Linked DNA regions of Homo sapiens: region 2 is linked to region 1. A link is an interaction called in ENCODE POLR2A ChIA-PET data of the cell type or tissue named here. Cell type or tissue: OCI-LY7. All regions are shown on one strand. Region 1 overlaps ANKMY1 (ankyrin repeat and MYND domain containing 1). Region 2 overlaps KIF1A (kinesin family member 1A).

The links. Peaks named below come from ENCODE experiments on the same cell type or tissue, not always from the same donor. Only the 100,000 strongest peaks of a DNase experiment are listed, where the experiment ranks them.
Region 2: POLR2A ChIA-PET joins it to region 1 with 9 read pairs; 2 of 35 experiments call an interaction of 5 or more read pairs at or near these places.

The regions. Positions count from the first base shown.
Region 1 is chr2:240,549,815-240,553,814 of GRCh38, forward strand. ANKMY1 (ankyrin repeat and MYND domain containing 1) reads right to left here. Exons shown (of 18, transcript NM_001282771.3): 4 at 3,100-3,243. Among named protein-coding and RNA genes, the nearest start is that of ANKMY1, 6.2 kb to the right of the region's middle. RefSeq lists a silencer at 2,060-2,159. In OCI-LY7, no CTCF peak of the experiment used is centred here; a DNase peak (open chromatin) is centred at 2,177; H3K4me3 peaks cover 1,055 bases; H3K27ac peaks cover 2,546 bases.
Region 2 is chr2:240,756,804-240,760,803 of GRCh38, forward strand. KIF1A (kinesin family member 1A) reads right to left here. Exons shown (of 49, transcript NM_001244008.2): 25 at 3,862-4,000; 26 at 1,557-1,694; 27 at 516-791. Among named protein-coding and RNA genes, the nearest start is that of KIF1A, 61 kb to the right of the region's middle. In OCI-LY7, no CTCF peak of the experiment used is centred here; no DNase peak of the experiment used is centred here.

The sequences.
Region 1 (4,000 bases):
GATACCATCTCACACCAGTTAGAATGGCAATCATTAAAAAGTCAGGAAACAACAGGTGCTGGAGAGGATGTGGAGAAACAGGAACACTTTTACACTGTTGGTGGGACTGTAAACTAGTTCAACCATTGTGGAAGTCAGTGTGGCGATTCCTCAGGGATCTAGAACTAGAAATACCATTTGACCCAGCCATCCCATTACCGGGTATATACCCAAAGGACTATAAATCATGCTGCTATAAAGACACATGCACACGTATGTTTATTGTGGCATTATTCACAATAGCAAAGACTTGGAACCAACCCAAATGTCCAACAATGATAGACTGGATTAAGAAAATGTGGCATATATACACCATGGAATACTATGCAGCCATAAAAAATGAGTTCACATCCTTTGTAGGGACATGGATGAAATTGGAAATCATCATTCTCGGTAAACTATCGCAAGAACAAAAAACCAAACACCGCGTATTCTCACTCATAGGCGGGAATTGAACAACGAGAACACATGGACACAGGAAGGGGAACATCACACTCTGGGGACTGCTGTGGGGTGGGGGGAGGGGGGAGGGATAGCATTGGGAGATATACCTAATGCTAGATGACGAGTTAGTGGGTGCAGCATACCAGCATGGCACATGTATACATATGTAACTAACCTGCACATTGTGCACATGTACCCTGAAACTTAAAGTATAATAATAATAAATTTAAAAAAAAAGATCTTACTCTTGATGAAGGTAAATTTTTGATCTTAAATTAACTTTTTTTGGATATTAGGCTTCCTGAAGTCCAAGAAAGACATATTAGGCTTATTTGTTATATTAGAATTATACCGGAAGCATTGTAAATTGTGAGGTGGTATTTAACTTTCTTTGGGTTTTATTTATATACATGTTATTAATATGTGTTCCAGGATTTATGACATTCTTGAAATTCTAATATGTTTAAATATATGTTGTCAACAATAGTTAATGATTATTATGTTAAATTGTTGTATGACACAGAAATAACCAAATTTCCTTGTCATCTCTATCTTTTGACTATGGCTGCCTTAAGACTTTTGTCATCCACAATTGTTTTGCTTTGATCTTTCTCAAAAAAAGTGACTTGTAATCAGCTACCGTCCAGGGCTTGCTTCTTTGGGGGAGTTCCTGAAAAGGACTATTGAATTCAGGTGTCTGATAACTTTGGCGATTGTGCCACTGGATGAGAGAGAAAACTTCCACTGCACTAATTGGAAGGCTGATGTGTTCATAAACATTGCTCACCCAATATGACACAGGGCAGGAGCTGACTGCATGGACTCAGCTAACAGAACACTGGAATGCTTTTTATGTTTTTTTTTTTTTTGAAATATTGCTGATTCTTCTTTTGTCTTTCAGAGTCAGGATAATTTTTTTCTTTTGAGCTATTCATAACCTTGAAATATACTTTAAGTGTACTGAGTAGAGTATACATTTGTAAACAAAATTTGAGTCATATTTCTCTCTGCCTAATTTCTCCAGAATTTTTAAACTATTTGTGAATATTCTTAATTCATGGCAACGTGTTTGTTTGCATATGTTTAATAAGAATCTGTTTTATTTTATAATGGGACACAGCTGGGGGAACTGGTTATTTTCCCAAGGCTTTAACTGAAATGGCCTTGCGAGAGGTTCCGGCAAAGCCAGTTTAGGACAGCCTATGCGAACCACAGTTCTTGCTGTGCTTTGTGTGGGTGATCAGGGCACCAGGAAACTGAAGCTTATTTTGCAAGTAGGTTGTCCTACTGTTATTTGTCTTTGATGCAAGTGGGGGAATGGAAAGAGATTGTCTTTTAGAAGAAAACTCTATTTAGATTAACCTTTGATTCCTAAGTGACCACATGGTCACCCATGGTATGGAGCTGCCCACAACGCCCCTCCTCAGCATGGAGCAGCCAGAAAGACCCACAACCTGATTCCCCATGGTTGAGGAACTGATAAACAAAAAGGGGGGACTGAAACCAGCCCAGTAATCCTACAGAGAGTTGTTTCCAGATAAACATAGAAATTGACCCTTCTGGTCTTAAAGCTTGAAACTTAAATTTGTTTTATCTGAGTTTCTTCCTCAGGAAAGACCTTCAGGCCTCTCAAAAAGTATCAAAGAGCTGAAACTCCTCTCAGAAAGTATCAAAGAACTGAAACTCACCAGACCATGGCATTCAATGTGACTCCAGGCCCTTTGTTCACCGTGACTGCTTCCTCACCCCTCCCAAGTTCCTGCTTTCTCACACATTATTACATTTCTTCCTTGATATATAAACCCCTAGTTTTAGTCAGGGGGATGGATTTGAGATTAAGCTCCCATCTCTTCAGCTGCACCTCCAAATTACAGCCTTCTTCCTTGGCAATACTCATTGTCTCAGTGATGGGCTTTCTGTGCAGGAAGCGGAAAGATCTAGAGCGAACCCCTGGTGTTTCAGTAACAGCCACTCATATTGGCTCAGAATAAACCTCTTTAAAATATTTTGCAGAGTTTGTTTTTTTTCTGTTGACACCATTAATATGGCATTCTCACAAGGGCAAAATTCTAGGCCAAAATAGATCAGCCACAGTTTGTTGAAGGAGACATTTATTACAAAGGCCATGGCAATATTTTGAGGGTGATGGAACTGTTTGTATATCCTGACTACAGTAGTAGTTACACAACCCTGTAATTGTCAAAAATTTCAGAACTATATATTAAAATGGGTGAATTTTACTGTAAATTATACTGTAATAAAAGGGGGAAAGGCATCTGTATTTGAAAGACTAGGCATGTTCTCCATTTAAAAAGGCACATTTCAAACATTATGTGTACAGTGATCCAGTTTACATATTTAAAAATAAACACGTGCGTTTCTTAAATCTAAAGGACATGTAACAATTTGCTGGTATCCCTCTGGGGAATAAAATGCAAGGAGGCTTTTATTTTCAGTCTATATCCTTATTATTGGTACCATTTTAATCATTAAAAGTAAAAAAGCTACTTGTAGCTAAACAAATAAACTTCCCCAGGACCGAAATATCTTTTTGTCCAGTGGCTTAGACACACACAGCCACTTCGACCCCAGCTGAACACATGGCAGCCCCCTCACCTGGAAAAGCCGTGTCTTCATGTACATGGTGCCGTAGCCTTCTCGGTGGCTGAGGTAAAATGTGCCCGTGAAACTGGAGCCATCTGGCCACATGTAGGTACCCAGGCCATGGCAGTGGTCCCGGTAAAACTGCCCATGGTATGACTGTGAGATGGAGAAGTTGGTGAGAAATTGCTGCTCTTCCAGAACCTGACGGGATGCCCTTGAGGCTGAGCCACCATGCCTGGTTGGCAATGAATGGGGACCACCCAGGGCTGTGGCAGAACTCAGGGATGCCTGGCATGCGACTATTAGAGTCGGCAACTGAAGCACCCAGAGGGGTTACCAGGCAGTCAGCCTGATAGCCAGGCTCCCTCTCTGTCTTCTCCTCAGGTGGGGGACTGTGGGGAGGCTTAAAACTACCTAGACATCCTGAGTCAGGAGAGCACGGACATGCCTTCTCCCTGGTGACCTTGATCTTAGGTTTGGAGGGTCCTGTCCCCACTCAGGAGCCCCATGCTGCTGAGCTCCCTGCCAGGTTCACAGGTGACAGGCTGGCCCTGGAAGGCTGGCTGTAGGCCCCAGTAGGCACAGGGGAGGACTCTGATTTATAACTCTTCAGCACTGGTTGGACACGTGAGCTCCACAAACAACAGGAGTGAGTGTATCAGAGCCTGCCCCTTTACCAAGGCCCCCAGAGGGAAAAAGAATGTGACATTTGGCCGGGTGTGGTGGCTCACATCTGTAATTCCAGCACTTTGGGAGGCCGAGGCAGGCGGATCATCTAAGGTCAGGAGTTCAAGACCAGCCTGACCAACATGGTGAAACCCTGTCTCTACTAAAAATACAAAAATTAGCTGGGCGTGGTGGTGCATGCCTGTAATCCCAGCTACTCAGGAGGCTGAGGCAGGAGAATCACTAG
Region 2 (4,000 bases), 210 kb after region 1:
TCTCTTCTGGATGACAGCTGAGCTGGGGTGAGGCTGCCTCCGCTAGGACAGTGTTGATTCCCAGGAGAATGACAGGACGGGCATCCTGCTTGGGGGCGGCTGGCCCTCACCTATCAAATGCCCCTTGGGCCCTGCACTGGGACTTTCAGGGAGGAACTCGGCCATTGGGTGCCTGAGCCACTCCGGGGTTCCTACGGCCTCTCTGCAGAAATAGTCCCACCTGCCTGGGGCCACAGCTGCAAGCTCCGGGGTGCACTACCTCTTCTGTACCTGGAACCCAGACTCTTCCCTGCCGGCCCAAAGCGACCGTCTCCAGGATGGGTGAGCAGCCCCACTGCAAGGATGCAGGGCCCGGGGGCCCTCGGGTGCTCTCCTCAGGAGGCCAGCCCCTCCACCTGCCTCGCCTGCCCTGGGAGGGCCCGGGCCAGGCCCCAGCGGTTCCTCTGTGCCCGCAGCAGTGCTCCTGTGCAAAAGAGCTGGGTCCTCCCCAGCATGCTCTCCTCGACCTCACCAACCTTCCTACTAAACTGAACAGGGGGGGCCGGTCGTAAAACGGGTCCCGGCCGTCGCACAGCGCGTGCTCCGGAAAGACGTCGTCCTCCAGGTCCTCCTCCTCCTCATCCTCCTCCTCCTCCTCCTCCTCCTCCTCCTCCCCCACGCTCTGCTCCTCGGCAGGCTCGGTGGCGTCGGAGTCGGGGCTCGAGAAGGTGGGGGAGGGGGTGAGAGCAGCCATGCGCTCGCTCATGCATGTGTTGAGAAGAGGGTAGCTGTTGCAGCCAGAGATGGCTGAACTGAGGTTAGTGCGACAAGACAGAGAGAAGTTAACACCAGCGACTCGCAGGGACGAACAGGGGCCGGGGCCGGGGCTGGGGGGCTTCTGTTTAAAACCAAAACCAAACACACAGACCATCGAGAATGCTGCTTTAAAAGATGAGAGAACCAAAACTGTGCCCCCAGGCTTGGAAAGAAATCACATGTATGGCCAGCAGGAAGGTTCCGGAAGGTTCCGGAGGACACCTGCAGGTGGGACTGAGAACAGGGGTCTCGGCTGGGAGTGGCTGAGGCCATATGAGGACCTCGAGAGTTTGGCCACGTTGAGGCCTCAGAATACCACGGTCCCATGGGGTGAAGGGGGCTGGGTGCAGACCCCAGACTGGAGACCGGGGAAGGAGGCAGCCATTTGTAAGGCTCAGGTGACACAGCCCTGCCTCCATGTTCCCACCCTCAGGACCAACAGGTGACCTGGAAAGTTTGCTTGGGAGCCTCACATATTCATACACATGGACCCATGGGTTCTGGCGGCTACAGCCCTGCAGTGGGTTTGGGTGGCAGTGCCAAGACCCCATCCCACGTCCCCTGAAATAACAGGCCCTGTGGTGTGTGGAGAGGAATGGCTGGGAGGAACCTCAGGCCAGGGAGGACAGGGCTGGGAATATGGGGCTGGAAAAGCACTTGTCAGGGCCGCTCCTTGTATCAGGCCAGGGCCCACTCCTACCCCCACTGCCATCTCTCTCTCTCAATCTCTCTCTCTGCCAAGGAAGGGAGGAGGCGCCCACCTGCCCACCAGCCGGAACCAGGGGAAGCGGTCATAGAAGGGGTCTCCGCCGGTCACCACGTTGTCACAGTCCTCGATGACACTGGAGGGCACCTCTGCAGCGCGGTCGTACATCTCCCGCATCAGGTCCAGACGCTGCCTGCAGGGACGGCAGGGGTCAATGTGGACCCAGGCCCAGCGCTCAGCAGCTGGCACCGCACACCCTTATCTCCTGGGGACAGTGGGCTCAGCCTAGCTCTGGCCACCACATCCAGCTCAGGGTCATCAAGGTCCAGGGGGCTTGCTAGACAGACCCCCTCTGTGACCCTTAGAGCTGGTCAGTCACAAGTAACGTACTCAGCTAAGCACGCAAGGTCACCAACAGCTCCTCCCAAACTCCCTCCAGGGGGTGGGCTGGGGAACAAGCAGTGAGGGGCTAGAGGGGCTGGCGGCACTGGGCTGCTGGAAAGCTGGCGGAGAGGTGGGAAGAGAACCCAAGTGAAGCTCAGAAACGGGGATCAGGCCACAGAGGCGCAAGAGCTCGAGGAATAAAGGGCAAACTGGGGGTAGGGACACAGAAGACAGAGAAAATAGCCTACAAATTATTATTCCCAAGAAAAACTTAATGTAGGACAAAGGAAAAGCAATCATTGTGCCCCTAGATCTCAGGTATAAGAGAAACCACATCAACAGTGGCTGTCCGTCCTTCCAAGCCACGTAACCTGGGAGAACAGGGCAGAAGAGTGAGGAGGGTGAGTGTGGGAGTGTATGCTGTGTATATGTGCACATCTTCATGAATGCTTATGAGTGTGTGTGTGTGTGTGTGTGTGTTTGCATGAATGTGTATGTGTGTATGAATGCATTAATCATATTTTTATTTTCTGTATCTTGTGATGTTTTGACTTCCTTGGGGGGCACTGCAGGCTGGGGAGGGCTGCCCAGGTCCTGATAATTCCTAGAGACAGTCAGCAACTTGCCATCACCCCTGCCTTTCCTACACAAACCAACCAATCCCAAGTCTGTACCCCAGCCACCTCCTTTCTCTAACTTTTTCACACACCAGGCCAATATTCCCCCTGGCCTAAATCACCCAGGACAAGGTACCAGACAACTAGGGACAGCCCTATGCCCCAGAGCCCTGCAGAATTATTCAAACTAGCCAAGCCTAAGCTGTCTCCCTGCTCTGCCTGGCCTTTCCCACAACCCCAGGCTGTGGCCTGGGCCTTCCCCTACTCCTACTCCTCTCTGCCTGGTGCCTCCCCCTGTAGCCCTGCAGGGTGGGGCGTGCCATGCTCTGCTTCCCAGGGGCCTGTGAGTGACATTCAACTCCCCCACTGATGGCGCTGACCTCACATGGTGACTCAGTCACCCCCGTAACTTGAGGCCTGGCTGGGTGCAGTGGCTTGCACCTATAACGCTAGTACTTTGGGAGGCCAGGGTGCAAGGATTGGCTGAGGCCAGGAGTTAGAGATCAGCCTGTGCAACAGAGCGAGACCTCATCTCTACCACAAAAAAAATTCAAAAATTAGCTGGGTGTCATAGTGCACTCCATTCCTGTGGTCCCAGCTACTTGGGAGGCTGAGGTGGAACAATCACTTGAGCCCAGGAGTTTGAGCTGCAGCGAGCCATGATCACACCACTGCACTCTAGCCTGAGCAACAGAGCAAGGCCCTGTCTCTTAAAGAAAAAAAAAAAAAAATTAAGGGCTCAAGACAAATCAGCGTGAGCATGTGGGGACAGCAGAGGCCGAGCTTTAGGAAGGACACCAGCTCACGTTGGGCACAGAGGGGCACAGCCCAGGCTTCCTCCTCACCACCCCCACCTCAGCTCCTCCTCCACCTTCCACTGGGCTCAGCTAAGGGATCCACCTCCCGGCAGCTTCCTGAATGGAGGAGCAAGGGGGCATTCCTTCCATCCCCCACCACCTCTCCCAGTCCCTCTGGGGAGCCACCCTTCAGGCCCTGCTGTACCCGCTCTTGGCGCTCCGCCAGCCTGTTCTGTCGGTGCCACAGCCTGCCCTCCCCTCCACTGCACCGTCCTGACCCCTGTGGGCCTAGGGAGCATTCCCCTCATCTGTCCTTTCCTCCGAAAGAAAATGTCCAAATCTATTTTTATGTATGATTGCTGCATTGGTAGAAAGAGAATGAGGATTCTACAAGGCTGGACTCTATTCACATTTTTCTTCTGATTTTAAAATAATTGGAACAGGAGGAACAGCGGTGTCTGCAGGTACTCGCTGTGAAGCCTGTGCCTACCACCGCTCCTGTGGCTTCAGCCCTGCCCAGGAGGACCCTCCCACCATCCACCCAGCGGCCCTCCAGCCCCACCTGAGCTTCTCCAGCGTCCAGTAGTGGGTGGCCCCGTTCTTCTGGTCCTGGACCTCCACGGCCACAATGGTGCGGGGGAAGGGCCGCGTCTCTCGGTCTTTGGCGGCCTCTGGGGGCAGCAGGTCGGGTGGCAGAGGGG